Linked DNA regions of Mus musculus: region 1 is linked to region 2. The links are chromatin loops, found by intact Hi-C in ENCODE. Cell type or tissue: heart. All regions are shown on one strand. Links, peaks and the distances in the headings refer to the core of each region. The heading gives the core; the rest is flanking DNA. Region 1 holds the start of Soat2 (sterol O-acyltransferase 2). Region 2 holds the start of Itgb7 (integrin beta 7).

Region 1 (16,105 bases), core at 539-8,538, 70 kb before region 2:
CAATAGCGTGAAGCTGATCATAGTGGTTGTGGTGAGAGAGCTGTGAAAGCCACAGGCAGGGCCAGAGTATGAGAAACACTGCCTGCAGATAACCTATCTAACCCTCAACGGGGCTCCGGAAAGGACTTTAGTCCCTGGAGTTGTCAGATCTCTGAGTGGGACACAAGCTCTGTAGGTAGATTGAGAAAGAAAGAAAGGAAGAAGACAGACAACAGCTGTGTGCTGTCCGCTCTACACTGGCACCATGCAGCCAAAGGTGCCCCAGCTTCGGAGGAGAGAAGGGCTGGGAGAGGAGCAGGAGAAGGGAGCCCGTGGAGGAGAAGGTGAGCCGCCCTCCCATCCCCCACGCTCCAGACACTCAGGCGGGCCTGAGATGGGTGTGTGTAAGAGCTAGCCGCTAAGGCCACTTCCTTTCCTCTGGCTGTTCTGGGAAGCCAGAGAAGGCAGTTTCTGCCCTTTTCCCCCCAGCACGCGGACTGGCAATGGAGAAATGTTCAGAGCGTGGTTTGGCCTTCATTAGGGGTGAATGGAGTACTTCCTTGTTTTGGGTCCCCTGTTTCCAGCAATTGCATCAGGCTCTTTCTCGCCACTGTGTGTGTCACTTCCCTGGCTAGTGGCTCTACCCACGATTCTAAATATTGACTGGGAACGGAGGCTGTGAGCACACAGAACACCTAACTCCTCCCTAGTGAGTCCCCTTTGGTTCTTCCTCCTAGGGAACGCAAGGACACACGGAACCCCAGACTTGGTGCAATGGACTCGACATATGGAGGTGAGGGATCACGGCAGTCATAAAGGACAGGCTGGGGATGTGGCTAAACTTGTAGAGTGCCAATCTACCTGATGCGCAGCACCACATAAAACTGGTGTGATGGCAACTGGTGTGATGGCAACTGGTGTGATGGCATACAGCTGTAATCCTAGCACTTGGGAAGTAGAGACCAGGTGATCCGTAGTTTGAGGTCACCCTTGGCCACACAATAACATCCAAACCAGATTGGGCTACAGAAAACCCTGTCTAAGAAATAAAAAGTAGCCAAGGCAGTTGTGGTACATGCCTTTAATCCTAGCACTTGGGAGACAGAGGCAGGCCTGGTCTACAGAGTGAGTTCCAGGACAGCCAGGGCGACACAGAGAAACCCTGTCTCAACAAACAAACAAACAAACAAACCCCCCCAATCATTATTTATCTAAGATTTATTTATTTATTTATTTATTTATTTATTTATTTATTTAATGTATATGATACACTGTAGCTGTCTTCAGACACACCAGAAGAGGGCATCAGATTCCATTACAGATGGTTGTGAGCCACTGCTGGGAATTGAACTCAGGACCTCTGGAAGAGCAGTCAGTGCTCTTAACCACTGAGCCATCTCTCTAGCCCTATTATTATTATTATTATTATTAGTAGTAGTAGTAGTAGTAGTACTGTGTCTATGTGTGTCTGTCTGTGTGTGTCTGTGCATTCCTCTGTGTGCATCTGTGTATCTCTCTGCGTGTGTGTGTGTGTGTCTGTGTGTATATGTCTGTGTGTGTCTGTATGCGTGTATCTGTCTCTGTGTGTGTCTGTATGTGTGTATCTGTCTGTGTGTGTGTATGTCTGTGTGTATCTGTGTGTCTGTATATGTCTGTGTAATTTTTAGAAGTCAGCTCTCTCCTTCCACTGTGAGTTCATGATCAAAATCAAGTCACAAGGTTTACATAGTAAATTATTTTACCCACTGGAATATCTTAGCAGCCGCAGCTTTTGTATAAATATTCAAAAACCTCACTTAAATTGTCTGGTAACATTGTTTGGATAATGCCAACCTAGATTTCTTTCCCCTATCCACAATTTTTTTTCAATTTTTATTAGATATTTTTTCATTTACATTTCAGATGCTATCCTGAAAGTCCCCTATACCCTCCCCCTGCCCTGCTCCCCCACCCACCCACTCCCACTTCTTGGCCCTGGCGTTCCCCACACACACACACTTAAGATAAATAATCTGTTAGGTTTGCTTACAACTATAAATTAAAAAGAACTGGGCTTGAGCCGGGTGTGGTGGCGCATGCCTTTAATCCCAGCACTTGGGAAGCAGAGGCAGAGGCAGGTGGATTTCTGAGTTCGAGGCCAGCCTGGTCTACAGAGTGAGTTCCAGGACAGCCAGGGCTACACAAAGAAACCCTGTCTTCAAAAACCAAAAACCAAAAAAAAAAAAAAAAAAAAAAAAAGAACTGGGCTAGCTGGGCGGTGGTGACACATGACTTTAAACCCAGGACCTGGGAGGCAGAGGCAGTCGAAAGTCTGTGAGTCTGAGGGCAGGGCTACACGAAGAAAGCCTGTCTCCAAAAACCAAAAAAACAAAAAAACAAACAAAAAAAAAAAAACAAAAAAAAACAGTGGCCTTTGGGCAAGAACCACAGCCAGCTGGTGAGATCTTCCTGCTAGTGAGGTCACAGTTCAGAGGTCAATGATTGAGGACTGGAGGCCACCTGACTAACAGCCTCTCCCCTGCTGTCATTGAGCTGGGCTCAAAATCGCCACTCTCCTGCTCAGCCTCCTGAACAGCTGGACCACAGGTGTTTGCTCCTGCTATGGCTCTTTATTCTCACTGATGCTCTAGGAAGGAGACAGAAGTTGGGGCAGCTCAGGCGCCATGCTTAGCTCCCCAGCACTTAACGTGCAAGGTTCAGAGAGAAGCTCAATAAAGTGTGAAAGAAAGGAACGGCTGACAGGAAGGACAATGGGCTCTTGCCTGGCTTTGTCCCATAGGCTGTGAAGACACAGTTTCTGGAGCAAGCACAGAGAGAGTTGGCAGAGCTGTTGGATCGGGCCCTATGGGAGGCTATGCAAGCTTACCCCAAACAAGACAGACCTCTTCCCTCCGCTGCCCCAGATTCTACAAGCAAGTGAGTGAGGGTCCCAAGACAGTGTTCCTCTAGCTGAATGCAAGGCCCCTTTGCCAGCCTTGACATGACCCTGCCTTCAGCCTCCCTTCTTCTCTCCTGATCACCCTGTCTCTCTAAACACACACAGGCACACACATGCACACACACACATACATGCAATATGTACACACATGTGGAAACACATACACAAATGCCCACAGCCACGTATGCATGCATGCACACACATGCACACGCACACACACACACACACTCGCACACATGCACACACAGGCACTCATTCACACATATGCATATACAGGCACTCATGCACGCACATGCATGCACACACACATATGCACTTTTGCTCGTGCACATGCATACACACACATGCACACATGCACACACATGCAGAAACACACACAAATGCACATACCCACACATGCGTGTATGCCTACACAAGCACACAGATTCACGGGTATGCACATGCATGCACATGTGCACATGTATGTGCTCACATGCATGCACACACACACACACACACACACACACACACACACACTCCTCCATCTTCCAGGCCTCATTCAGCCATCTACCTTCCTCGGCTAGCTTTACTGCTTCTTATTACCTTCCACACGGCACTGCCCTGCAGTCTCTCTTCTTCCTCTGGTGCCTGGCTCTGAAAACTGTCTCAATCTAGGACCCAAGAGTTACACCCTGGAAAACGGAAAGTTTTCATCACCCGCAAGTCACTGATCGAGTAAGTTGGGGGTGAGGACAAAGGATGAGGAGAAAGGCTTTGGCTGGGGGGGTCCCACGGATGTTACAGTTCTCACACATGGGCTTTGGTGGTCTGCTGAGAGGCTCTGGAGAGGGTGCTGCCTTGGCATGTTGAGGAAGACAAATTAGGAGGAGAAGCTCCAGCCACAAGCTTGCCCTGAGCTCCTCTGCAGGCCGCTGAAGATGCTTCCTCCCTGCCCCTCGGGCTCCTTCCTTCCAGTGAGCTAATGGAGGTGCAACATTTCCGAACCATCTACCACATGTTCATAGCGGGCCTATGCGTCCTGATCATCAGCACCCTGGCCATCGACTTCATTGATGAGGGCAGGTAGGCACCCCTGAAACAGTGACCTGGTCAGATATCCTGGCCTATTCTCCACACCTGCCTTCAACCTTCTCTTAACTGAGCTACCTCTCCAGCCCCGTGGCTGAGAACTTTTGATCCTTCTGCCTCTGTCTCCCTCCCAAGCAACTAAAGTTACAGGCCTGAGCCACCAGGTCTGGCTTGTTTATTTGTTATTGTTATTTTGTTTTGAAACAGGGCTTCCCAGGGTAATCCTTGCAATCCTGAAACTCACTCTGTAGACCAGGCTGGTCTCAAACTCACAGAGATACGACTGCCTTTGCCTCCTGAGTGCTGGGATTAAAGGCGTGGGCCACCACTGCCAGGCAGGCCTGGTGGTGGTTTTGTTTGTTTAATAGTTTGAGTTTGCTCTAGAATGTTCCCTGCGCATTCACATACATATGTCCATAAGAACCAACAAGATACGTGCTGTTGGAGGTGTTTATAAGTGAGATATCTGATTTTATAGCCAAGTCTTGTCAGCTTATTGATCTTTAGTGACTACGGAAAGTGGAAGACCCACATTTAGTTCACGCAGTCCTTTATTAACAGCTATTGAGGTGGTTTCCAGTATGAATCTATTTGATTGAGACAGAATCTCATAGCCCAGGATGGGCCTGAAGTTAATATGTAGTTAAGGAAGACTTTGAACTTCTCGTCCTCTTGTGTCCCCCTCTCAAGTGCGGGGATTTCAGGCATACACTGGAGATTGACCCTAGAAGTTTCACGCATCCTGGGGAAGCTCTCTACCAACTAATTTATATCCTCCGCAAAAATCCCGTTTGCATTTTGCACTTTTATTTTATGTACTAGTGCTCTATCTGTATGTACCTTTTTGTACCAGTAGAGGGCATCAGATCCCATTACAAATGGTTGTGAGCCACCATGTGGTTGCTGGGAATTGAACTCAGGACCTCTGGAAGAGCAGTCAGTGCTCTTAACCACTGAGCCATCTCTCCAGCTCCCATTTTTCACCTTTATAAGCCACACGTTCTTTTTTTTTTATTTTAATTTTTAAATTTAGTTTTATGTATATAGATGTTTTCCCTGCATGGCTCTGCATCACTTGTGTCTGGTACCCAAAGAGGGCAGAGAGAAGATTTGTTGCCCTGGAACTGCAGTTAGAGATGTTTGTGAACCAGCAGGTGAGTGCTATGCTGGGAGTTGAGCCTGGAAGAGTCGATGCTCTTCACCACTGATCTATCTCTCTAGTCTCAAACAACACATTTTTTTTAAAAGTTATTTATTTTTTTTTTTTTTGATACAAGGGCTTCCTATGTCCTAGCTAGTCTAGTGTAACTGCTTGGTCTTTTCCATGTCTGCCCCAGTTCCCAAATAATGACATGGAGGCTTATTAATCATGAATTAATATCTAGGCCTTAAACTAGGTTTGTTCCCCAACTAGGTCATAACTTAATTAACCTTTTTATACTATTCTATGTCTGCCACGTAGCTGGTTTCCTCTCCTCAGTTTCAAACACCCAACCTCTTTCATGTCTTGGTGATGAATTCCCTTGAGTCTAACTCTTTCCCCAAGTTCCCTCCCCTTCTCTCTGTCTCTCTGTCTCTGCTCTGTGTTTCTCTGTCGCTGTGTGTCTCTCTGTCGCTCTGTCTCTGACTATCTGTCTCTCTGACTCTGTCTCTGTCTCTCTATCCCTCTCTGTTTCTCTCTGTCTCTCTCTGGGGGTGTCCCACCTTCTACTTCCCACCTTGGCCATCAGATTTTTGTTGCTAGGTGATGCTTTCACACAGTGCACAGCAGATTATACCTAGTCTAGGACTTCTATCCTCCTGCTTCAGCTTCTGAGGTAACTGAGATTTTAAGCAAATTCTAATACCTTCCACCCAGGCGTGCAAAACACTGAGCATGGAGCCTTCCATGAGCCTGGGCCTACAACTATAGACACACCGGAGGGACCAAATTCATAATAATAAAAAATAAAATGAAAGCTCACCTCCACATCCTAATACTTGTCATATTGAGACCTTCTGCAACACTCACACTCACCAGGGGCTCAAAGGTCATTTAGGTCAAGCCTATCCCGTGTCTGAGACAAGGACCTGCACTGGAAGTCCCTTCGGTACCGGAGCTAATCCAAACACTTTAAGAACACAGCCTTTCAAGAACCCTCAGCTGGCTCTGCATCTAGCTGAATCGGTAGAGGGCCTGCTTAGTATCCCGGAAACCCTGGCTGGGTCTGACCCCAGCAGTGCATGCATAGGCTAAGGTGACCTACGCCTGAATCCTGGTACTAAGGAGGTGGAGGCAAGAAGATTAGAAGTTCAAGGTCATCCTCAACTACATAAGTGAGCTCGTGGACAGTCTGGGATACATGAATACATGAGAATTGTCTAGAAAAACAAACAAACAAAACATAACAACCAGCTCAGTTTGCCCCCGTTACTGTCTTCCTTTCCATCTGCCTAGGTTGATGCTGGAGTTTGACTTACTCCTCTTCAGCTTCGGACAGCTGCCCTTGGCGCTGATGACCTGGGTTCCCATGTTCCTGTCTACGCTCCTAGTGCCCTACCAGACCCTGTGGCTGTGGGCCAGGCCGCGCGCTGGGGGTGCCTGGATGCTGGGGGCCAGCCTGGGCTGCGTTCTGCTGGCTGCCCACGCTGTGGTGCTCTGCGTCCTGCCGGTGCACGTGTCAGTGAGGCATGAGCTTCCGCCCGCCTCGCGCTGCGTGCTGGTCTTTGAGCAGGTGAGTCCCCAGGGACTCCAGGAAGGGTCAACAGAGAATGGGCAAGGATAGGCAGCGTTCACAAGGGCCGAGCTAGCTGGGTTTGGTTGCTAGGTAACACTGTGACTCTGGCCGGATGAAGACTCTCTCTCCCTTTATCCTTCGTCCCAGCCCAGTCTTTGTTAAGCTACAAAGTCATAACAAAGAAATAGAAAATGTGAGCTGGAGAGATGGCACTGGCTGCTCTTTGAGAAGTCCAGAGTTCAATCCCCAGCAACTACATGAGATCTGATTGATGCCCTCTTCTGGTGTGTCTGAAGTCAGTGACAGTGTACTCATATACATAAAATAAATAAATCTTAAAATAAAAAACCAAAAACCAAACCAAACCAAACAAACAAACAAACAAACAAACAAACAAAAACAAAACCAGAAACTGTGGGCAAGGCAGGTCTTGAATTGGCTTGCCTCTCAGTGGTAAATCTGAGTACAGAGAGGTTATTTTCTAGAACCACATAGCAACTTGGTCTCCCTTCCACCTCAGGTCAGATTGCTGATGAAAAGCTACTCCTTCCTGAGAGAGACTGTGCCTGGGATCTTTTGTGTCAGAGGAGGTGAGGTCCCCCACCATTGTGGACTGGATCGTGATCTTAGCTGCTGGGGAAACCACAAGATGCAAAGCTCTGCCCTCGAAAGCCGCTTGTCCAGCAGACACAGCTCTGACTTTTAGCTGGGCTAAGTGGCCTTCTACATGAGCATTCTCAGGCCCACTTCTGAGAGAACCACGGTTACCCAGACCTCCTGGTCCCAATCTGGAAAGAGAGGGATGACAGAGAGTGGGCGGTGGCTGCCCAAGGAAGCTCTGGCCACAGCCCATCTAGAATGAGAGCGAGTTCAGCGGCACCGAACACACACCCTGGATCCCCTGCCCAGTCCAGCCCCGCCCCCTGAGTTACCACAGTTCTGCCCTCCCTATCCTGACCCCCACTTTTCATTCCTGCCCAGGAAAGGGCATCAGCCCCCCAAGTTTCTCCAGCTACCTCTACTTCCTCTTCTGCCCTACACTTATCTACAGAGAGACATACCCCAGGTAAGACCCTGCCCACCTCCCCAAATGCTCAAGCCTAGTAAGGGTGGTACTCTTCTCCTGCAGGCACCGGCCTCTTGTTCCTAAGGATGTAACAGGGAAACAGTCTGCGCCTTCCTTTGCCCTGGACATTGCCATGATCCAGCGTCTCAATTGATCAATCCAGTTCTGTCCTCCACACCCCAGAAATTGTTCATGATTGGGCACCTTTAGTGACTTTTAAACTAAACACCCACTTATTGTGTTTGCTCTGGGGAACTCAAAGTATCCTAGGTCCGCCCCCATCACCCCAGGGAATCCATTCAGGCCTGTGCAATGGATGGAGCCTTGGAGAAAGGGCTAAGGAACCAAGCAGAGAATGAAAAGGGTGAACACCATGTTTTTCTCTCACTGCTGCAGGACACCCAGCATCAGGTGGAACTATGTGGCCAAGAACTTTGCCCAGGTCAGGAGATGGGGTAGAAGATGGCCAGCTGTAACTCGTGGAGGCTTAGAAGCAGGGGGGGCTGGGGAGGAGGCAGTGGCTTTGCCAAAGCCATGTGTCCTACTCTGTCTGCAGGTCCTGGGCTGTTTGCTCTATGCCTGCTTCATCCTGGGCCGCCTCTGTGTCCCTGTCTTTGCCAACATGAGCCGGGAACCCTTCAGCACCCGGGCTCTGCTGCTCTCCATCTTGCATGCCACGGGGCCAGGTAAGCATGACGTCATGGTGACGGAAGGCTGTGTCCAACCCTGAGGGGAGGCTTGTCAGGGAAATCATCACTCTGTTTCTGAGTTCCTTACACCTGCCTCTCCTGTCCAGGTTCATTACCAGCATCTTCCTGTAGCTGGTAACATAGCTCCCCCACTCACATTCTCCCTTTCCGGCCTGGGCCTGGCTTTGCCTACCAGATGATTTTCCTCCTGCAGATTAATAATCCATGACCCTGCTTTACAAGGCCTGCCTTCCTTCCTTCTCTTAGTCCACATCCCTTCCTTCTGCACTGGGGAGTAAACCCAAGGCCTCACACATGGCTTTACTGTTGAGCTACACCCCTAATCCCCTTTTCACTCCTTACCCTTTTTTTTTAAATCTTTTTTTTTAGAAGATTTATTTAGTTATTTATTTTATGTATATGAGCATGCTATCCCTGACACACCAGAAGAGGGCATCCGATTATAGATGGTTGTGAGCCACCATGTGGGAATTGAGCTCAGGACCTCTGGAAGAACAGTTGGTGCTCTTTAACTACTGAGCCATCTCTCCAGGCCCTCAGTTCTTACCTTGAGAAAGGTCTGACTAAGTTTCTCAAAAGGGACTTGAACTCTCAATTGTTTTGTTTGCTTTTGGTTTTGTTTGGTTGGGGTTTTTTGTTTTTTGTGTTTGTTTGTTTTTGTTTTTTGAGACAGAGTTCCTCTGTGTGGCTTTGGCTCTCCTGGAACTCACTCTGTAGAGCAGACTGTCTTCAAGCCTGGAGATCCGCCTGCATCTGCTCTGAGTGTTTATAATTATTTATGTTAATGTTTTGCTTGTTTTTGAGACACCTCTACCAAGGTTGGCCTTAAACTCAGTCTTCCTCTCTCATCATCTTTTTCTAACTTTTATTTTATTTATTTTTATTATTATTATTTTTTTTTCTTTTGGCTTTTCGAGACAGGGTTCCTCTGTATAGCCCTGGCTGTCCTGGAACTCACTTTGTAGACCAGGCTGGCCTTGAACTCAGAAATCCGCCTGCCTCTGCCTCCCGAGTGCTGGGACTAAATGCGTGTGCCACCACGCCCGGCTTATTTTTTTATTTTATATTTATTTATTTTATGTATATGAGTACACTGTAGCTGTCTTCAGACACACCAGAAGAGGGCATCAGATCCCATTACAGATGGTTGTGAGCCACCACGTGGTTGCTGGGAATTGAACTCAGGACCTCTGGAAGAGCAGTCAGTGCTCTTAAATGCTGAGCCATCTCTCCAGTCCTCTTTTTCCTTTTTATTGCACATACTTTTTTTTTTAGATAGTGCCATGTTGCGTCATTCAGTCTAGCTACCCTGAGTCTTCTTGGCCTCCCCGTTGTTGGGATTACAGGTGGCCACCTCAAAGTCACACTCCTTTCTCAGCCATATTTTCAGTAATCTCACCCTTGTTCTGTATACACCCCTGGGACACTCCCGATTGTCATATCAATAGTTCCATTATACCTGACCATGATCCATATATGGGTTTCACCGCGTGTGCATCTGTCTCGATATGATGAATTTCCAAGGGTCAGGGGCAGTGTGAGTCTGTATTTCTGATTTTCAGGCCTAGGGCAGGGTCAAGCACACCAGCAAATATGCGTGTTAAGGAACGCGTGAACGGTGAATGCCTGCTTGCTCAGTGTTGGGGGCCTACTGGCTGGGCAAAGGCTCTCTAGAGAGCCCGGTCAGGGCCGCGGGGCTGCACCTCTTGTCCTGCCCGCTAGGCATCTTCATGCTGCTCCTCATCTTCTTCGCCTTCCTGCACTGCTGGCTCAACGCCTTCGCCGAGATGCTGCGGTTTGGAGACAGGATGTTCTACCGGGTGCGGCCTGGACCGGGGCTAGCTGAGAGCTGTAGCTGGGGAGGCTGACCAAGGGCCCGGAGTTGGGGAAGAGGGTGACTGCAGTGGGCGCCACCTTGCAGGGCTGTTCGTCTCCAGCCGTGAGCAATGTGGGCCTCAGGGTGTGGGGATGGTGCCAGTCCTTCACCTCTAGGCGGCAGGGCTGACTGCTTCTGTGTGGATGATGCAGCAAGGTTCTCTTCTCCTTCTGCCGAGAGGCAGGAGAGTGGGGCCGGGTTGGGAGAGGGATCTTAGGGAGCTGGTGGGGGTGGGAGTGGGGGTGGGGAGCGGCAGCCGGGGCCTGAGATCTCCCGTCCATTCCTTCCCAAATCCACACTCCCCGCAGGACTGGTGGAACTCGACTTCCTTCTCCAACTACTACCGCACCTGGAACGTCGTGGTCCATGACTGGCTGTACAGCTATGTGTATCAAGATGGGCTGTGGGTATGAGCTGTACACACTCCTTAGTTCTCTCGGTCCCAACAGGGGACTTTCTCCTCCTTTTATTCTGCCTCACTCACGTACAAGGGCAGATGTCTGGGGTTTGCTGGCCAGCCAGCCTGGCTTACCCGGTGAGTTCCGGACACACAAGACTCTCAGAAAACAACAAAAGGGGCTTAAGTAACATGACAACATCCTCTGGCCTGCACACTCATGCACACAAAATATAAGACTAGGGGGCCAAGTATGGTGGCTCAGGCAGAGGAGGAGAATCTCTATAAGCTCAAGGCTTACATATGGAGCTCTAGGATAGCCTGGACTACACAGAGAGACTCTGTCTCAAAAATACAAAGGTTGGAGCCGAGCGTGGTGGTACACGCCTTTAATCCCAGCACTCGGGAGGCAGAGGCAGGTGGATTTCTGAGTTCAAGGCCAGCCTGGTCTACAGAGTGAGTTCCAGGACAGCCAGGGCTATACAGAGAAACCCTGTCTCAAAACACCAAAAACCAACCAACCAAACAAACAAACAAAAACAAAGGATGTGGTGACAGTGGTGATGATGATGGTGCTGCTGATGGTGGTGATGACGGTGATGATGGAAGTTGATGATGGGGACACTCTTAGTAGCAGAGCACTTGCCTAGCATTCATAAGGCCCTGGTCTCCAACACTGTCAAAATACAAAAGCAGTAAAATCACACAGAGATGGACCGACAGGTCAGAACACTGCTCTTAAATGAGATTAGTATGGGCTGCCACACCCTTCCCATTGAATCCCGTTCCTTCCTGGCTTCACGAAGAGGGAGGGACTCTCTGTGAAGGCGCTGCCCGAGATGTGCTCATTTTCATCTCTGCCCCCCAGCTCTTAGGCAGGCGGGCTCGCGGGGTGGCCATGCTGGGAGTGTTCCTGGTGTCTGCGGTGGTTCATGAGTATATCTTCTGCTTCGTCCTGGGGTTCTTCTACCCGGTCATGCTGATGCTATTCCTTGTTTTCGGGGGTGAGTGCAACCTCTATGGCCCTAGATGGGAGGCAGCCTGTGGGAGGCGGCCAGGTTGCTCCTGAGATGCTAAGGAGAAGGCTGTGTGGGCGACCTTGGCAGGCAATAGGCATCCATATCCTGAGGGACGTGGGGAAAGGTTTCTGACCACAGAAAAGCATTTGATCAGGGGAGGAGGAGGGAAGGGGAAAGAAAGCTTGGTATGGCTGGAAATACAGCATGGTTTAGGAACTGAGGGGTAAACTGAGCAATACGGATTTCTCCCAGTTCCTGAGACCTTTAGGAGTTTCTGCAGCTGGGGTCAAGGTCTTATCTGGGGAGGGAGGGTTTCCTTTGTGTAAATCCCTTCCCAGCCCCTAGCATGGGAGGCAAAAGGAGACAAGGCACTGACAACCTGCCTCACACCTAGGGCTGCTGAATTTCACCATGAACGACAGGCACACAGGTCCAGCCTGGAACATCCTGATGTGGACCTTTCTCTTCATGGGCCAGGGCATCCAGGTCAGCCTATACTGCCAGGAGTGGTATGCTCGTCGACACTGTCCCCTGCCCCAGGTAAGACAAAAAGCTCTCCTCTCCAGGTTCCCCATGCAAGATAGGGCATCCAGCAGCCAGCCATGTTGGGCTCTGATCTATTCAATAGCTATGGTCAGGGACAGGGTATGGCTGGGGGAGGGGACTCACCACGTTTTAGACTCATAATGTGTGTCACCAAGAGTGACCTCACTCATAATTACCCTTTCTTAACACAGACAACATTCTGGGGGATGGTGACACCCCGCTCTTGGTCCTGCCATCCCTAGAAGTCAAGGCTTCATGCTACACAGATGACAGCATCAAGCTCTTCTCTGCCTGCAAAGCCCAGAGCCAGGGTTCCTCACTACCTCATTTGGAGTCAGGGACTTGCACATAGGACCTTCCAGGGGGCCATGGGGACTCAGGTACCCACCTCTGTGGTCAGCTGACCACAGGCTCAGTATGGTGTGACTCGAGCACCTACCCTCTGTGGACTGGGCACAGGTTCCCTTCATGTCTCTCCAAGTGTGCGGAGACTCAGAGGAACAGGGCACACCAAAGTCTGACACGTTTGGTTCTTTCTGCTTCTCCCAATGCAACAATAAAAATCTTAGTCTCGGACTGGAGAGATGGCTCAGTGGTTAAGAGCACTGAGTGCTCTTCCAGAGGTCCTGAGTTCAATTCCCAGCAACCACATGGTGGCTCACAGCCATCTGAAATGGGATCTGATGCCCTCTTCTGGTGTGTCTGAAGACAGCGACAGTGTACTCACATACATTAAATAAATAAATCTTGAACATAAAATAAAATAAAATCTTGTCTCTCTTTTAATTCACTAATGATTTGTTGAAAACACTATTATTGTTTTAATTTTTATTTATTTTTTATTTTTGTTAATTTGACTTTTGGGTTTGTGAGAGTTTTGCTTTATTCCACTTTGGTTTTCTTTCTTTCTTTCTTTCTTTCTTTCTTTTTTTTTCTTCATTTTTTTCTTTGTGTTTTGGTTTTGTTTTATTTGGCTCTAGGACTGGCCTAAAATTTGCTGTGTCAACATGTCGGCTGCAAACTCACAGAGATGCCCCTGTCTCTGCCTTTCAAGTGCTGGGATCAAAGGTGTGTGGCAGGGAAAATACACTTTGTCAACAAGTGGCCTTATAAACAATACATCACAAACAGCCTATAGTATATCTATAATGCACACACACACATACACACACACACACATGCACACACACTTGATTATATATCTCTGTTTCATAGTATACTTCCCAAAGGATATTTTCTAGCAAAAAGAGGTGAAACATTGTTCCAGGAGGGACTGGAGAGAGGTGTCACTGGTTAAAAGTTTGTACTAGCAGCCTTATCCAGAGGCTCACAACCTATAATTGCAGCTCCAAGAGGTCTGACGCCCTCTTATGGCCCCTGTGAGGTAATGCACTCTAGCATACAAGCTCACAGTCACACACAAGCATACACTTAACTAAAATAGGGAGCCAGGTGGTGATGGCACATGCCTTTAATGGAGGCACTCAGGAGGCAGAGGCAGGCAGATCTCTGAGTTCCAGCCTAGCCTGGTCTACAGAGCAAGTTCCAGGTCAGCCAGGGGTACACAGAGAACCCTGTCTCAAAAAAACAGAAACAAACAAAAAACCAAAACAAAAAGGGAAGGTAAGTAGAGTGGTAGGTTTCCATAATTCTGAGGCAGGAGGATTGAATGTTAAGGTCCAGCCAGGGTTAGAGAGCAAGGACAGGTCTCAAAGCTAAGCCAGGCAAGATGGCATGCCTGAATCACTCTCAGCTAAATGCTGGTAAGTTGGCATGCCCTCATACTCTCAAGGTTTCCTGACTCTGGACGCCTGTAACAGCTGCTTCAGGCCACTTTATCTGACTTCCTCACCAACATGGGCTGTACCTTGTTCTGTGGGCCAGAAGAAAATCCTTCCTTCCTTAAGTCGATTCATCAGAGAATTTTACCACAGCAATGGGAAAAGAAAGTAACTTTATATATTCTTTAATATTTTATTTTATTTATTTTGACTATTCTTTTTAAAAATTTATTTATTTCTATTCACATACACTGGCATTTTGCTTGGATGAGTGTGCTGGATTCTCTAGAGCTGGAATTACAGATAGCTGTAAGCTGCCATGTGGGTGCTGAGAATTGAACCTGGGTCCTCTGGAAGAGCAGCCAGTGTTCCCATTGTTCTTAAGTGCTGAGCCATCTCTCCAGGCCTCTCGTCCTCCTCCTCTTCTTCCTCTTCCTCCTCCCTCTCCTCCTCCTCTTCTTCCCCCTTTTCCTCCTCTTCCTCTTAATGTGCAATGTGTGTGTGTGTGTGTGTGTGTGTGTGTGTGTGTGAGACCAGGTATACTTGTGTAGGTCAGAGGGCAACTTGTGAGAGTCTGTTGTCTCTTTCCACCATGGAGTTTCCCCAGGGAATGAATTTAGGACGTCACATTGGCAGCAGCACCTTTACCAGCTAAGGCATCTTGCCAGCACCAAAATAAAATAAATGAATCTAGCTTTTTTTTTTTTTTAATTCATCTGATATCATGCTTGCCTTAGCATAGAAGTACTGGCTTTCTTTTCTTTTCTTTCTTTTTATTTCTATCAGCTTGACAGAAGCTAGAGTCATTTGGGGAGAGGGAGTCTCAAATGAGAAAATACCACTACCAGATTGCCTGTGGAGGTCCCCACTCCCTGTGGTTGGTGGTTCTGGGTGCTGTAAGAAAGCAGGCTGAAGCCTGTCTTACACCTCTAATGCATTTGGGAGGAAGAGGAAGGAGGATTCTTTGAGTTCAAGGCCAGCTTGGTCTGTGCAAAGAATTCTAGGACAGTCAGAGCTACACAGAAAGGCCCTGTCAAAAAAAAAAAAAAAAAAAAAAGTAGGCAAGCAGACAGAGCCAGCCAGTAAAGCCGCCGCATCCCTCCATGGCTTCTGCGGCTTCTGCTCCACTTCCTGCCCTGGCTCCCTCAGTGTCAGGCAGAAACCTGGAGGTGTAAGCAGAAGGAACCCTTTTCTCCCCAGGTTGCTTTTGGTGAGGGTGTTTCATCACAGCAAGGGAAACTTGAGGATGTAACCACAAGCAGAGTGAAGAGTAAGGGAGAGAGAGCCAAAGAGCAACACACCACACATGTAAAATAAATAACTACACACACAACTACATCTAAAATAAAAATTTTAAAAGGAGAGATGGGGGAGGGGAATCTGAGGTCAGGGATACAGCTCAGCGAATAGAGGTCCCAGCATGCATTGCATGTAAGGCTGACAACCCGAGATCAAAAAAAGGTGGCAGCAGAGAACCAACTCTGGAGATGTCTTCTGACCTCTGCACAGCACAGTAATATATACATCATATACATATACGTGTGTGTGTGTGTGTGTGTGTGTGTGTGTGTGTTAAGGATGGGGATGTAGTTCAATGATAGATTCCTTACCTGGCAAGTACTAGGCCCTGGGTTCAATCCCACCATCACAGTCCCCATTTAAAAAAAAAAGTCAGGAGTCAAAGGCTGGTGGGGTTCTATGAGTTCAAAGCCAGCCTGGTCTACAGAGCAAGCTCCAGATTACAAGGGCTGTGTGCATCTGTATGTGCATTCAGATTCGGAAGTGTTTGCAGAAACCACAAGAGAGTTGGGATCACCTGGAGCTGGAGTCACCTGTGGTTGTGAACATGAGTGCCAGGAACTGAACTCAGGTCCTTTGTAAGAGCGCCGGAGTTATGTCTCCAGCTCTATAGCCATTTTTAAAGGATGACCCTGATCTTTTCATTTTCATTCCAGTACAGTAGATGACAGGCTTCTATTTGTGTTTAAGGTTGGTGTTTATGTGTATG
Region 2 (16,105 bases), core at 3,003-11,002:
CGTGCAGAGGGTGACCACCATTCTCACACACAGTTGGCACAGTATGCCTCCACAGTCTGTGTCAGCTGTGCCAGGCACATCCTCTGGCTCAATACTATAGTCTTTGAAATTTGCTCTCAGAGTTGTAAGTGCCCTAGAAAACCCTCCTCCTCCGCCTCCCTCTTGTTCCCCCCTCTTTTCTCACCTTCCTACTCCCTTCTCCCCCTCCCTCCTCCTCTCTCTCCTTCCTCCTTACTCCCCCTCCTACCCCTCCCTGCTCTCCTTCCTTCTCCCTCCTCCCAAAGGCTCTAGGTACCTCCACAGAGGATGCCCTCATGTCGCTCACAGCTGGCATCATCACACTCGCACAGACGCCCAGAGCTCTGCCCACTGCAGCTGCAGCGTCCACATTGGCATCGACCCTTCCCGCTGCATAGGGGCCCTGTCCCGTTTGGGGCCCGGCAACCAGATTCCAAATCTGGGGAGGACAGGTCAGCCTCAGAGCATTCACACAGCTGACCAAGACGGCCAGGGGCACAGCTGGGAAGGGAAAGCAGAGAGATGGGTCAGAGTTTGATTACCTCTGACCTGTCTCTCAAGATATCCTAGGCCGGCAGTTTTCGACCTGTGGGTTGTGACCCTTTGGGAGTCAAGTGGCCCTTTCACAGGGGTCCCCTAAGACCATGGGAAAACAGAGATATTTACAATTCATAACAGTAACAAAATTACTGTTATAAAGTAGCAATGAAAATAATTTTATGGTTTGGGGTCACTAAAGCATGAACTGTATTGAAGGGTTGCAGTGTTAGGAAGGTTGAGAACCATTGCACTAAGGTCATGTTCTCAAGGGAGAAGGAGACAGAGCAGCTGAAACAAACTCAGATAGAAGTGTACCAAGGGTCAGGGTGGGGAGGGGGATTCAGGTCAAGGCGAAGGCCTTAGCATATATGGGAAGCTTTGGGGTATGACATTCAAGTAGATTCCTGAGATACCTAGGTGACTCCAGGAGGATAGAAAGCAGAGTTCATAAAACCCTCACCTGCATATCCCGCACTGAAGGTCCCCCTGTCCATCACTGCAGTAGGGAGCGTGAGGCTGGGCATCACCACAGTTACAGTCGCACACTGTGTGCAGCTCCACAGTTAACTCCTCTGAGAAGCCAAGAGCCCAGAGTCGTAGGACGTGGGCTTCTGGGAGGCAGTGAGTAGCTTGAAGAGTGACCCAGAAATCCACCTGAAGGCAGGAGGGCCAGACAAAGCTGTACACACCCTCTCTCTCTCTCTCTCTCTCTCTCTCTCTCTCTCTTCCCCTCTCTCTCTCTCACACATACACACACACACACACACACACACACACACCACACACACACAATTCACTGACCGCTCAAACACCAGCCCTTAGTAAACTAAGAATAAGTGAAAATGTGTCCCTTTGCCAGGCAGTGGCGGTGCATGCCTTTAATCCCAGCACTTGGGAGGCAGAGGCAGGTGGATTTTTGACTTTGAGGCCAGCCTGGTCTACAAAGTGAGTTCCAGGACAGCCAGGCCTACACAGAGAAACCCTGTCTCGAAAAAACCAAAAAGAAAAGAAGAAAATACACCCCTTCCTCATGGCTGCCCGCATGGTTTCTCCTCCTTTTTTCCCACTTCCACATCCACTTTTCCCGTGGTAAGAGGGAAAGCGTATCTATCACAGCTGGCTGGCTGGCTGGCTTACCGTCTGGTTGACTCGGACATCATTGCACTGTCCCCGGTCCCCAGCCTCACCCTCCGTCTTCTCAGGACCCTTACAGTGAGATTCAAAGGAGATGCTGACTCCTGGTGGGAGTGGAGAGTGCTCAAGAGTCACAGTGGATGACAGGCTCTGTGGAAAGGCAGGGAGGACAGAATCATCTGTGAAGGCGAGCCCCCCAACGCACACCGCTTTCTACCCTCATAGTTACACCTGGTCCGGCTCTCTTTTCACCCTGCCCACTTAGAATTCATTTCTGAAAGAAGAACCACCCTGGGATACCCAGGAGCTAGAGCTTCATGTGCGACAGTTTGGCAGTCCATGTTGAGGGTGTGTTTGTCAAACCCAAACCAGGTCTGCAGAGGCCAACACTGTCTCAAGACTTTTCTCCATGGTTAAGAGATTGGTGTTAGGTAGGGGCAGTGATTCTAATCAGGTATGCTAGGCAGGCAGGCGGCCACTAAGTTCTACATCTCCACTCATTTCACCAAGGCCAAGAACACATCCTTGTTTATTGAGAAAAGAGTCTCCTGTAGCCCAAACTGGCCTTGAAATGTCCTGATCCTTCTGCCTCTGCCTCCCATGTGTGGAATCACAGGCTCGTGTCACCTCATCCAGATAATAACACAGTCCTTGCTATCAACTGTGCCACAGTCAAGCAAGGTGCTACATGCCATGAGTTCAAGGCCACCCTGGTTTACACATTGAGTTCCAGGACAACCAGGACTATATAGAGAGACCCTGTATTTACATTTTTTAAAAAAGTAAAACGAGGGCTGGTGAGATGGCTCAGTGGGTAAGAGCACCCGACTGCTCTTCCGAAGGTCCGGAGTTCAAATCCCAGCAACCACATGGTGGCTCACAACCACCCATAATGAGGTCTGACGCCCTCTTCTGGAGTGTCTGAAGACAGCTACAGTGTACTTACATATAATAAATAAATAAATCTTTAAAAAAAAAAGTAAAACAAGGTCTACAGTCTAGAACAGAAATGAGCCTTAAACTCAAGAGACATTCAAGCTCCATAAAATTCTGTTCCTGAGTTGTTACAAATGCAGTGTAGGGCTAGAGAGATGGCTCAGTGGTTAAGAGCACTGACTGCTCTTCCAGAGGTCCTGAGTTCAATTCCCAGCAACTACATGGTAACTCACAACCATCTGCAATGGGATCTGATGCCCTCTTCTGGTGTCTCTGAAGACACCTACAGTGTACTCATAAATAAATCTTTTTTTTTTTAAATGTGGATGATAATAGTTATGAAGCAGGTGTGGTGCAGGACCTCTTGGCATAGGATGGTAATCTAAGGTCCAAGCAAGGGCATGGATAGATCAGTGTACACAATGTCTCCAAATAAAAAGGAAAATGCTGACAGTGTAGCTCAGGGTTAGAACACTTGCCCAACAAACAAGGGACCCTGGATCTAATCCCCAGCACTGTCTACACTGAGCCTGCTGGTTGGTATACATATACCTGTAATCCCAGAGTTTAGAAGGCAGAGGCAGATAGATTGCCACAAGTTCAAGGCCAGCCTGATCTACATAGTGAATTCCAGGCCAGCCAGGGCTACAGAGCAAGACTCTTTTTTTTTTGGAGACAGGGTTTCTGTATAGCCCTGGCTGTCCTGGAACTCACTCTGTAGACCAGGCCTCAAACTCAGAAACCCACCTGCCTCTGTCTCCCAAGTGCTGGGATTAAAGGCATGTGCCACCACTGCCCGGCCAGAGCAAGACTCTTATCTCTAAAAACAAACAACAAAATTAAATTTAAAGGTTGGGCAGGAAAAAAAAAAAAAAAAGAAAGAAAGAAAAAAAAAGCTGGGTGGCGTACATACATGCAGCTCTAAATGGAGTCAAGGATTCTCAAAAAATAAAAAGAAAAAGAAAAGAACGGGGCTGCAGAGCTGGCTCAGAGTTAAGAGCACTAACTGCTAATTCTGAAGATCCTGAGTTCAAATCCCAGCAACCACATGGTGGCTCACAACCATCCATAATGAGATGTGACGCCCTCTTCTAGAGTTTCTGAAGACAGCTACAGTGTACTTACATATAATAAATAAATAAATCTTTTAAAAGAAAAAGACCACGTGAAGTTGAGAGGGAAAATGGTAGGTATATATTGGTGAACTGTAGAGGCAAGAATGGGGAGTTAGATTTGATCTAAACACATTATATATATACATATGAATGTTAAATATTTAAAATTTAAATTATTTTATGTATATAGATGTTTTACCTGCAAGTATGTCTTTAACATTTTTTAAAGATATTATGTCCATTGGTGTTTTACTTGCATACATGTCTGTGTGAGCGTGTTAAGTCCCCTGGAACTGTAGTTACAGACAGGTGTGAGCTGCTATGTGGGTGCTGGGAATTGAACCCAGGTCCTCTGGAAGAGCAGCCAGTGCTTTTAGCCACTGAGCCCTCTCTCCAGCGTCCCTTAAATATTTTTTAGATTAGTAAAAAGAGATAGACCTTTGATCCTAGCACTCTGGAGGCAGAGGCAGGCGGATTTCTGAGTTTGAGGCTAGCCTGATCTACAGAGTGAGTTCCAGGACAACCAGGGCTACACAGAGAAACCCTGTCTCAAAAATCCAAAAACAAGCAAACAAACAAACAAACAAATAAAAAAAAAAGAGATAGAGTAAGGAGTATAGCTGGGTAGCAGAGTGCTTGCCTAGCATAATAAAGCTCTAGGTTCAATTGTTAATATGGCCAAAAGAATAACATGTAATTATATTTATGAATGTGAATATACGAATAGCTAAGGGCAGCCATGTGCAAACTGTAGATAGGAGCTGTGATAGGATAGAACTCATGCCTTTTTAATTACAGTTATGCCCCACCACCTGAGGACCGTGCTCCCTCGCCCCTACTCCCCCGCCCCCCACGCTCTCTGCTCACATCATAAGCATCCATGATGAGCTGCACCACATTGCTGGAGTCCTCACTCAGCTCCCCGACAGCAGACTTGGGAATCAACTGTCTCAGCTCCTGTGTTACGAAGAGGAGAGAGAGAGATAAAGAATAAAGCTTTAGGAGGATGGGTTCCTGGGGGGGTCTGAAAAGAGTTGTGTGGGAAGAACAGACTAGGTTGGAGTCGGGGGCTCAGAAATGACGGGATAGATCAGGAAGTCTTTCCTCAGAGAACTCTCACCTGATACACAGGCAGTGTTGCACCGGTGACAGCAAAGATAGGTTGGATATTCGCTGCAGTGAGGGCCTGGGCTACTTGACCCACAGAGGGATAGTCCTGAGGCAGGGAGGGAACAAGTGACTATTGCTGGTCTTCCTTCAGTGTGCTAAGTACCCTCAGACTGAATAAAGCAAGCCAGGACCCAAAATCCCACCAGCAGGAGGAGCCTCGAATGATGGCAGTGTTCCAGGATGCTACCCGATGAAAACTATAAACCAAAGAGTCCTGAATGAGGCTCAGATGGGGGAGGGAGGACTCACAAACTCTGCGCTGTTCGTGTAGACACCATTGCTGTCCAGATGGCACCGCCCGTCGCTGGGCATGAAAATGCCACCCAGTTTCCCATCCCCAGCTGTGTGGAATGTATCGTCTGAAGTGAACACTAGAAGACGGGAGACATTTCTCCAGCCAATCTGTTCCTGAGGGGAAAGGGGGCAACCTGTATACCCTGCCATAGCATTTGAGATATCCCAGTGAAAGAAATTAGCAAGATTGTTCTGAGTCATTTTTGTTTGCCCCCACCCTTCTCATTTCTTCCTTTAAAAAAAAGATTTATTTTTTATATATAAGTACATTGTAGTTGTCTTCAGACACACCAGAACAGGGCTTCAGAACCCATTACAGGTGGTTGTGAGCCACCATGTGGTTGCTGGGAATTGAACTCAGGAGCAGTCAGTGCTCTTAACCGCTGAGCCCTCCCTTCCCATTTCTAATTCTCTGCTCCAAGGTCTCTGAACACCCTCCTCCAAACAAGCCTGTTGTTAGTGGAGGCCCTCTTATGAACTAGGAAAAGTGCCTCTTCTTCATGATCGTTTACTTCATCGTATCGGATAACTGTTAAGGTAAGCATGCACACCTCAGTGAGATGATATGGATACGGCACATATCCATAACAACAGGTAGTCCTGGCCCCAGACAGCTCCTGGGCTCAGATCCTAACCCTATCTCACCTGGCAGAGGGCAGCCTGCAAAATGGCATCAAAGCCGCCTTCGGGTGAGTCCAGGTTGCCAGAGACATTCTGGCGTCCCACCTCTCTCTCGAAGGCTTGAGCGTCCCCGGTGAGGGACAGCACGTGGTGAAAGCTGAAGGGTGGCTGACAACGCTCCAGTCGGCTGGGGCATGGGTGGTGAAGCTTGGAGGGCACGGTGCTTACAAAGGGCAGCACCGTTTTGTCCACGAAGGAGCCAAAACCTGAAAGCAGAAAGCGATGGGAGCTGTGCCAAAGATCACAAGGCATCGACAGGATTTAAGAGTCCCTGCTAAATACTCAGATGATACACCTAGATGACAGGGACCTGGCAAGGGCAAAAATGTGACTCAAGAAGGTGGGGATGGAGGAGATGAAGAGGAGGACCCAACAGCAGCATCCAGGCTTCCTGGAGGCTGAGGCATCCAGGGTCAAGGGTGTAGAAACAGCAGGCGGCACCAAGCCGGTGTTTTAAAGGGGGCTTGTTTATTTTGACTCAGGTTCTCTCTGTGTAGCCCTGGATGTCCTGGAACTGGCTCTGTAAACCAGGCTGTCCTCAAACTCAGAGCTCTGCCTGCCTCTGCCTTCTGGGATTAAAGGTGTGCACCGCCACTACCTGGCACGGGGTGAATTTGAGCCATAGGGGACGGGGGGGGGGGGGGATCATTACAGAATGTGGAACAGGAACACTGCATCTAGATTATCCAGAAACACTGGGTGGGCAGCTGTCTGTCTGAATAGTCTTTTAAATTCTGAGCCTCAGTTGGTCCTCCTGTAGAGCAAGGGAACCTTCAAGGGTCAATCCAAAAGCTCCTCGAGAGCTTAGACCTAGATGAGTGTCTCTTGGGAGAGATGTCAAGATCCAATGATCGAGTCTGTTAAATACTGGGAGAGTATAGTGGAAGCTAAAGGCAGTGACAAGGGCTGGCAGGGTCTAGGTAGCGCTTGCTTACCTATGCGCACAGAATGTGTGACCTCCTGCAGCCTGACCAGCAGGGCATGCCCTAGCTGGCGCACACGTTCCAAGTCGTCCTTCATTGAGTAGCTCAGGTCCATAAGGTAATATAGGTCCACGGGGTACCCCGCAGCTCGGAGGAAGCGGACCCGGAATTTCTGGGGCTCCCCTGATAGAGAAAGGGAGGATAGACTCTGAAGCCCAGTGCATTCCAGGCCAGCCCAGACTTGCACCCCGCGCTGCCCCGGACTCACCTGGTCGCAGCGTGACGCGGATCCGCTGCGGGGCCAGCTGGGTGGCCCCCTCGCCGCGATCTCCCTGGCTGAGCGGCTTGTCCTGCAGCACCTCCTGGCGGCCTCTCGGCTCCTCTAGCTCCTGCGCGGGGCACCCGCGAGCCAGTAGCTCCTCTCGCCGCGCGCAGCGCCTCGCCTCTGCCTCTCCCGAGGCAGTGAAGTTCTGTACCCCAAGAGGAGGCTCACTGAACCCCAGCCCCCACGGCCCCTCAACCGACTAACAACACCACCCTGCAAACCCTGCCGCCTGCAATCGCCTGCACATCCCGGTCTGTTCTCAGCCAGCCTCCAATGAGCCCTGATTTATTCTTACAGTTCACTCACTCCACAGCTACTATGGAAAACCTATAGTACTTTCTTCTTCATCAGCGCCCACTTCCAGTAGCAGTCCTCCCCGCTTTCCGGAACTCAACGTCCCCTTTCCCGAAGTCTCCCACCTATGCTTTCTCATTAGAGCTACAAACTTCCGTTGAGATCTCAGGGTCTTCAAGGTTACAGAAAAACCACCCCGTAGTCCATCTTCCCCTGCATGGCCAGATTAAAATAGGAAGGGGGTCAGTCACACCAGTTTCTGGGAAGGAGGACGATAAAGACGACAGAAAGACACACGTGCACGCACGCGCGCGTACACACACACACACACACACACACACACACACACACACACGACGTCTGGTACCCTGCACTGACTGACAAGCCGCAGGGGAAGGAAATGGCTAGGTGGCTTCTCCGTGGGCAATGGTGCCAGCCCCTAGGGAACGGAAGAGGTAGATACAGACCAGCAGCTGTTCCCAGGGGCTTATCTCTCTAGCCACTGTCTAGGTCCTCTGCCTCCCTGACTACGGAGTTTCATGATCAGTAGTTTCTTGGGCCCCCTAGGCAGCTGTAAACATGGCTGCCTGTCAGTGTGTCTATCTTACCAAGCCTGCACTTATCTAAATCTCCATCTTTCTGTGAGAGACTGCCTCAGAGGCCCTTCCACGAGCACTTCCTCTTTTTTTTTTATTTTTGTTTTTTTTTTTTTTTTTGTTTTTCGAGACAGGGTTTCTCTATAGCCCTGGCTGTCCTGGAACTCACTTTATAGACCAGGCTGGCCTCGAACTCAGAAATCCACCTGCCTCTGCCTCTCGAGTGCTGGGATTAAAGGCGTGTGCTACCACGCCTGGCTGAGCACTTCCTCTTTAAGGCATCCATAAAGAGCAGCTTTTTTAAAAAACTAATTTTTTATTTATTTTTATGTATATAAGTACACTGTAGCTGTCTTCAGACACACACCAGAAGAGTGCATCAAATCCCATTACAGAGGGTTGTGAGCCACCATGTGGTTGCTGAGAATTGAGCTCAGAACCTCTGGAAGAACAGTCGGTGTTCTTAACCCCTGAGCCATCTCTCCAGCCCAAGAACAGCTCTTTTGACCAGCAAGGAATACACACTCCCCAGCATCCTTACCCCTCAGGTACCCCAGACCTTCCCAGTGGCCTCCTCCCATACACTCACATAAATCCACAGGTTTTTGGAAGCCTTCATATATTTCCCTCTCCAGAATGCATGCCGGGAAATCATAATCTGCACATACATGCCTGACTCAGAAGCCTCATCATGCATGTTCTGTTATGGACTGGATTCTCCCTCCAAATTATCTATTGTTATCAATGTGTCTATCCATCTACTGTCTGAGACAGAGCCTCAATATGTAGCTCTGTCTGTCCTAGAACTCACATTATAGAACAGGCCGGTTTCGAACTCACAGAGACCTGCCTGCCTCTGCCACCCAAGTGCTTGGATTAAAGGCACATGCCATAATTTCCTGACTTGTGCTTAATTTTTAACTCTCACTTTGATGGTATGTGAGGTGAGGCCTTTGGGTGGAGGTTAGGCTTAGGTGAAGTCCTGAGAGTGAGACCCTTGAGATGAGATGTGCCCCTTAAGATGTGACAGCTGGGGCTGGAGAGGTGGCTCAGTAGTTAACAGCACCTACTGCGCTTTAAGAGGACCCAAGTTCAGTTCCCAGCACCCATGTGATGGTTTACAACCAGTAACTCCAGTTCTTAGGGATCCAACACCCTCTTCTGACCTCCACAGGTACCTGCAGACATGGGGTGCACATCCACACACTAACACACATGCACATAAAATAAATATCTTTTATAAAGAATCAATAGGGTTGGAGAGATGACTCAGAGGTTAAGAGCACTGACTGCTCTTCCAGAGGACCTGCTTTCAATTCCCAGCAACCACATGGTGGCTCTCAACTATCTGTAATGGGATCCGATGCCCTCTTCTGGTGTGTCTGAGGACAGCTACAGTGTACTCATATAAATAAAATCAATAAATCTTTTAAAGAGAGAGAGAGAGAGTCAACAGCAGAGGGGTCTCCTCCCCACACCCTAACCCCATGTCGTAATACAGCAGGAAGGTAGCCCATCTCTAAGCCAGGAAAAAATGCTCCAGAGAGAACCAAATGAACCAGCACTTTGCTCTTGAATTCCAAGCCTTTCAATTCATAAGAAGTATGTTTCTGTTGCATGTTGTCACAGAATACGTAACTGGCCAGTCTACTTTCTCACATGCAGAAGCACGAACTCCCACAAGGACATCTTCCTCTGAGCTCATGGGTCACGGGTTCTGTTCACGTATGCTCAGAAACTTACACGCATATGAGTCACACATTGGAATCCTGTCTGTCCAAATTCAGTCACACATGAGAAGGGACAGTATTCCCCCCCCCCCAAAAAAAAATCACAAATCTACCTACACAACGCACATCACACATGTTCAGGACCACACACACCCATGTTTACCAGTTGTTTGCACCATGCACAGCTGGGATGTGAGAGAATACACTTCTGGCAGGAAGGAACTGGCTGGCAGGATCCCTGCAGAGACAGGTCAGGATCCTCCCATTCTGCGGCCTCCCCAGAGGATGTAATCTTGGTATCTAACTCACTCTGACCTCCGCCCAGAACCAGCAGAAAAATGAGAACAGTTGATGAATCCACCATGGCCTGTGACGAGATATAAAGGCAGACACACAAATCCTCAGGGAGGGCCCGAGAGCCCTCTAAACTTAGCTTGTGGTTGCCAAGCTGAATCTTACCCCAACTCCATCTCTCTCCTCAGAGTTTCACGAAGCCCCCTGTGGATTCAGCAGCTTTTCCAAAATGGTGGGAAGTGACAGGTGCCAGAGCAAGGGAGAGACCACTTCAGGTACCCAGGGTGGACAGAGTAGCCTGAGAAAGGGTCTGTGGGCTGCAGAGTCTACTCAATGGTTAAGAGCACTGTGGAGCTGAAGAGATGGTTTAGCCATCTAAACCACTGGCTGCTCTTCCAGAGGATGCCCTCCCATCCTGGGTTCCATTCCCAGCACCCATGTGGCACGCCAGCTCACGGCTTCCTGTAACTCTAGTTCCAGAGGATCCAACACACTCTTGGGCCTCCAAGAGTACCAGTCTTACATGTGGTGCATAGACACACATATGGTAAAAAGCACTCATACTCATAAAATAAAAATCAATAAAATCTTAGGGGGAGGAAAAAAAGCATGCAGTGTTCTCTGGAGCACCCGAATGAACTCTATTCCCAGCCTTTTTCTGGCATCTCACCATTGCCTTAACTCCCTCTCCACAGGCACCTGAACCCATGTGCACATACATACCCACACAGGTACATGTGCATAGACATAATAATTCTATTTTTAAATCCAGGTGTAGTGATACTACCACGTGGGAGGCAGAGGCAGATAGATCTCTGTGATTTTGAGGCCAGCCTGGTCTTCACAGTGAGTTCCAGGCAAGGCAGGGGTTATACAGTGAGATCTCTCTCAAAAACAAAAAAGAAGGCAGGAAGGAAAGGGTGAGACAGTCTGGAACAGTAAGACTGAACCCCAATCTCTTCACCAGTTTTCCAAGCCGAAGTGAAGGTAGCACCAGATTCTATCCCACCTAGATCCCTCAATGGTTCTGTAACACACAAGTGCCAGGCTCTCCCCTGCCTCCCCTCTCCTCCCACCCACTGTCTCAATCTCCACATCTGTTATGTGAAGGAATTGAATAAAACATCTGACAGCCTTGAAGTCTACCCAAGCCGAAGAGAGGCAAGGAGTAGAGATGAGGAAGTGTGTGCTCAGGGAAAGGTGGTTTCACACAGGGAATTTGTAACCAGAGGAAAGGCACCTACTAAGAAATCCTCATTGATGTGGGGATCTATATTTCATTTTATTATTATGTCTGTGCACCACGAGTGCCGCTGGTGCCCTTGGAGGGCAGAAGAGAGCATCGGATCCTTGGAACTGAAGTTATAGATGGTTGTGAGCCGCCATGGAAACCAAACGCAAGTCCTTGGGAAGAGCTGGGGCTTTGGCAATAACCTGATATGTTATATCTGCTGTATCTCCAGCCTGGTGCATTTAGCTGAGTTTTGTTTTGTGTTCTATGCTCGTGTAGTTAATTGATAGTGAAGAGCATGCACATGCCACAGCATGCTATAGCATGTGTGTGGAGGTAAAGGACATCTTGTGGGACAGGGCATCAGGCTCGACTGTAGGCATCTTTACTCTCTAAGTAAACTTTCCAGTTGCTTTTCTGTTGCTGCTTTGGTGTTGGTGTTTTGGAGACAGGGACCTGGCTGGCCTGAGCCTCACTGTGTAGCCCAGGCTGGGCTTGAACATATGTCTTTGCCCTTTCAGTTTTTTGTTTGTGTGTGTGTGTGTGTGTGTGTGTGTTTGTGTTTGTTTGTTTGTTTTTCAAGACAGAGTTTCTCTTTGTAGCCCTGGTTGTCCTGGAACTCACTCTGTAGACCAGGCTGGCCTAGAACTCTGAAATCTGCCTTCCTCTGCCTCCTGAGTGCTGGGGTTAAAGGTGTGTGCCACCACTGCCCGGCATCTTTGCCCTTTCAAGTGCTAGGATTACAGGTGTGAGTGGCCATACCCAGCCAAATTTCCTGTGGCTGAGAGTTCAGCTGTAGGAAGTCAAAATTTAGTCAATTGGTTAATTTTAAAATTAATCAGGCCCAGCTGGGCATAGTGGTACACAGCTTTAATCCCAGCACCTGAGAGGCAGAAGCCAGCCTGGTCTTGAAATCAGAAATCCGTCTGCCTCTGCCTCCCAAGTGCTGGGATTAAAGAAGTGTGCCATCACTACCCGACTAGAGATTTTTTTTTTTAATGAATAAAAATCAAATAGGCAGTGAGTCAAAAATAAAAGATGTTAGGATGATGCATGCTGTTATACCAATACCTGGAGATAGAGGCCGAAGAACAAGACCAGACTAGACCATATGTCTCAAAAGACATTTTCATTAATCAAAATTAATAATGCTACATTATTCAAGACAATATGGGGACTGGAGAGCTGGCTCAGTGGTTAAGAGCACTGACTGCTCTTCTAGAGGTCCTGAGTTCAATTTCCAGCAACCACATGGTGGCTCACAACCATCTATAAGGGGATATGATGCCTTTTTCTGGTATGTCTGAAGGCAGCAACAGAGTACTAACATATATAAAATAAATAAATCTTTAAAAAAGAGAGAGAGAGTGTGTGTGTGTGGTAGTAACATAAAGCTAAGCATTAGTAAACCAGAACTGGAGCTGCAGAGCCATGTTTGATAGCGCAGGGCGGGTAGAGGTAGGTGGATCTCTGTGAGTTTAAGGCCAGCTTCGTCTACATAAGGAGTTCTAGACCAGCCTGGACTACATAGAGAGATCCCGTAATTCCTTATAAACTCCCTCTGTGTGAGTTAACAAGTAGTTAACCTAAAATGATGGGCGTCACATTCAATTATCTGGGGTCTGATGGATGTCTAGCACAGCATCTGACAAGCATGTTAAAACCCCTCGTTTCCACCTTCGACTTCACCTAAAACCTTCATAGTTTCTTCTCTTTCTTTTAGATTTTAATATTTTTTGGTCGGATTAATTCCTTCTCCTTGATGTGTCTAACGTCACGCGTGCCCCCAGAGCGCAGAAGCATCAGGTCCCTTGCCAATGCAGTGATGGATGGTTGTTAAGCAATATGTGGGTGCTGAGGGGGGCGTCAAACCTGGATCCTTTGCAAGAGCAACAAGTGCTCTTAGCCACCGAATGCTCTCTCCAGTCTCAAAAATGTAATGGTTTCTAATTGCCTACTGTGACTAATCATGACACACACACACACACAAGGAAAGCACATGCAGCCATCACACACGTGCAGATGACTCTCAAGGAACCCTCTGGAAGACTGGCAGTACCCGCCGGCAACACTGGTAAGTAGAGACTGCAGCGTAAGCTCCCTAGGGATTGTGCTATGGTGTTCCCATGGCCACCAGCAGTGTACAAGAGCCTGCTAGCCAGCAACCACAACCCCCTCAGCTTGGGTCCAGACTCAGGTACTGATGCTCTTTACAGGGAGTATGGGGAAGGGTGGGGTACTGAGCCGTTGAACACCCCATCCTGCTCACCACCCCATGTGACCTCAGATGGGTGTAGTACATTACAGAGCTTCTGCTCTCAGGGAGAGGCTGACCCCAGGCTTAACCTCACTGAAACCTCAGACCTGCGTGCTTTGCGCTGTGGTCAGGGAGGCTCGAGACTCTGCAGCACAAAATTTAGTTCTGACTCATCTCATAGATGGGGCTTCACTTCCACTCCCCCCACAAGACAGAGACATCAAGTCCACTCATCTCTCCTAAAGGGGGCTCTGAACTCATACATGACCTCTCCTGCCCCTCTCAATTCTGTCCCTTTCTCCCTTCTTTGGCAATCCATGTATCTTGCCACCTGCTGCCTGTCTCCTTCCATGCACACACGCATGCGTATGTGTGCGTGTGCATGTGTGTGTGTGTGCATGTGTGTGAGCATGCACATGTACAGTGCAAGCCTCAGTAGACCAGGAATGTGGAGTCTGTGGCTAAGGTGCCAAGTGGGAAGACTTCTGGACTGTGCAAAAAACATCAAGTTGCAAAGATAGCAGCCAGGGACAGACAGGAGATGCTGGGAGAAGCACAAGAGTAAGTAAGCCTTAGCTCTCAGAAAACACTCACGTATAGCATCGCAATCTCCTTCCCTCCCTCTGGCTCCACTGGAGAAACAAATGGATGAGCAGCAGGAGGCTGGGATAACCGAGAAAGAAATAGTGGGGACCATAGGAGTGCAGAAGGGGGTTCAGAGCCTTTCTCAAGACTAGACAGAGCACTGGAGAGCCCAGATCACAGAGAGGTAGGGAACAAGTAGGCCTGGGTGAGAGGAGGAGGTGGGTGGGCTGCTGCCCTGAGGGTACTCACAGGTGCTTGAGGAGGAGCAGCCCTTCCTCCGCCGGTGGCAGTGGCAGCCCTTGTGTACAGATGGAGAGGCAGCAGAGGAGGAAGTGACACACCCTGGGGTGGGGGGACTCTTGGAGGGTGGCTGATCTAGCAGAAGGTGGAGCAGATAGGAGTGGGCTGGGTAAAGAAAGGACCTAGGAGTCCCATCTACTAAGCACTGCTCCTGTGCTAAAGAAGTACAAGGAAGGGTCACCAGAACAGCGCCGGATAGTGGCGGTGCCCCCACCCCTGCCCCCACACATGTCACAGACGCAGAGATTGAAGCCCAGACTCTAAAGAGAGATCGACTTTGCAAAATGTCACACAGGTAGCAAGGGGCTGCTGGGCTGTAATCTAAATCCAACTCAGCTTCCTTCCAAAACTCAATGTTCTCTCCAGTATCACAGAGAGGAAGGAGCAGACAGGAAGAAACATGAAGGAAGGTGGTTTCTGTTCCTTTGGAAAACTCAGGGGCCATTGAGTTGTGATGACTGCCTTTCGTGCTAGGTATCCATCTTGGTTCCAATAGCCACTTGTCTTTTGATTTGCCAGGAAAATAAGTTCCCAGTAACCCTGACACACCGGCCTTCACCCACAAGCCTACATCTGTACTTGTTTTGATAGAATCGGTATTTGTCGCTGTTGTTGGTTTTGTTTTGTTTTGTTTTGTTTTCTCTGACATTCTTGTGCAGACATTCTGGACTACTTTGAGGTCCCCTTGACTACTACCTCTTGGCAGAGCAAAACAGCTCTTGGCTTGCATATGCAGATACTCAAGGTCTTGTGGTCTTCATTTTTAAAAATCCTTTCCTCATCCCTTATTCCCCTTTGAGTGGCAGACTCTAATTTGGCTCAGAGATTGCTGTCCTGCTACCAGTATCAATAAATTTAACTAATTATAACCTGGATTGAATCAAGGTCTTTCCCTAGAAGTCTCGACTCCTGAGAGTACCACAGCTAAGCTATTTGGACTCTGAAGCCAACCTGCCTGAGTTAAAATCCTGGCTCTCTCTCCGTTAGCATGAAGTAGTAAAACTCCTTAGCTGTATTCTTTAATCCAGGGTTTCACAACCTGTGTGAGTCACAACCCCATAGGAGTTGAACAACCATTTCACAGGGGTTGCCTAAGACCATCAGAAATATCAGATATTTGCATTACGATTCATAGCAGTGACAAAAATTGCAATTATGACGTAGCAGTGAAAATGACTCTGGTTGGGGTCACCACAGCATGTGGGACTGGATTAAGGACTCGTGACGTTCGGAAGGAGGGGAGAACTTCCTATGGCTGCCATTTTATAGATCACCATAAAAAAATAAGACGGTGTCTATTTAAGAGACCATCTGGTACAGTAAGAAGGGTGTGTGAGGATGCGGCTCAGTGTCAAGATGCTTGCCCAGCTTTCAGGAGGCCTTAGGTTTGGTCTCTATCACTGAGAGAGGCAATAACTGTAGGAGTGAGGAGTCTAAGGGGATAAGAGGTGGAGGCTTTTTCTTTTAGGTTTATTATTTATTAATATATGTAAGTGCACCGTAGCTGTCTTCAGACACACCAGAAGAGGGAGTCAGATCTCATTACGGATGGTTGTGAGCCACCATGTGGTTGCTGGGATTTGAACTCTGGACCTTCGAAAGAACAGTTGGGTGCTCTTACCCACTGAGCCATCTCACCAGCCCGAGGTGGAGGCTTTAAGGGTCTAGACAGTTGGCAAGTT

Evidence for each region. Peaks named below come from ENCODE experiments on the same cell type or tissue, not always from the same donor. Only the 100,000 strongest peaks of a DNase experiment are listed, where the experiment ranks them.
Region 1: a loop joins it to region 2, with 2.6 times the contacts of the local background. A loop is called at or near these places in 1 of 42 quality-filtered maps.

Annotation. Positions count from the first base shown.
Region 1 is chr15:102,150,390-102,166,494 of GRCm38, forward strand. It overlaps Soat2 (sterol O-acyltransferase 2), which reads left to right and starts at 186. Exons shown (of 15, transcript NM_146064.1): 1 at 186-323; 2 at 717-772; 3 at 2,759-2,895; 4 at 3,572-3,631; 5 at 3,872-3,979; 6 at 6,423-6,699; 7 at 7,223-7,292; 8 at 7,684-7,768; 9 at 8,165-8,210; 10 at 8,325-8,454; 11 at 10,201-10,298; 12 at 10,663-10,761; 13 at 11,620-11,755; 14 at 12,165-12,310; 1 more. The coding sequence starts at 245. The coding sequence ends at 12,558. In heart, for the core only: a CTCF peak has its summit at 4,829 (motif pointing right); a DNase peak (open chromatin) is centred at 542; H3K4me3 peaks cover 571 bases; H3K27ac peaks cover 360 bases; H3K27me3 peaks cover 290 bases.
Region 2 is chr15:102,217,479-102,233,583 of GRCm38, forward strand. Itgb7 (integrin beta 7) reads right to left here and starts at 14,457. Exons shown (of 15, transcript NM_013566.2): 1 at 14,373-14,457; 2 at 9,920-10,123; 3 at 7,080-7,281; 4 at 6,824-6,994; 5 at 5,853-6,094; 6 at 5,163-5,321; 7 at 4,864-4,959; 8 at 4,611-4,700; 9 at 1,696-1,842; 10 at 1,019-1,212; 11 at 296-519. The coding sequence starts at 10,120. In heart, for the core only: no CTCF peak of the experiment used is centred there; DNase peaks (open chromatin) are centred at 7,183 and 7,893; H3K4me3 peaks cover 1,488 bases; H3K27ac peaks cover 1,038 bases; H3K27me3 peaks cover 2,753 bases.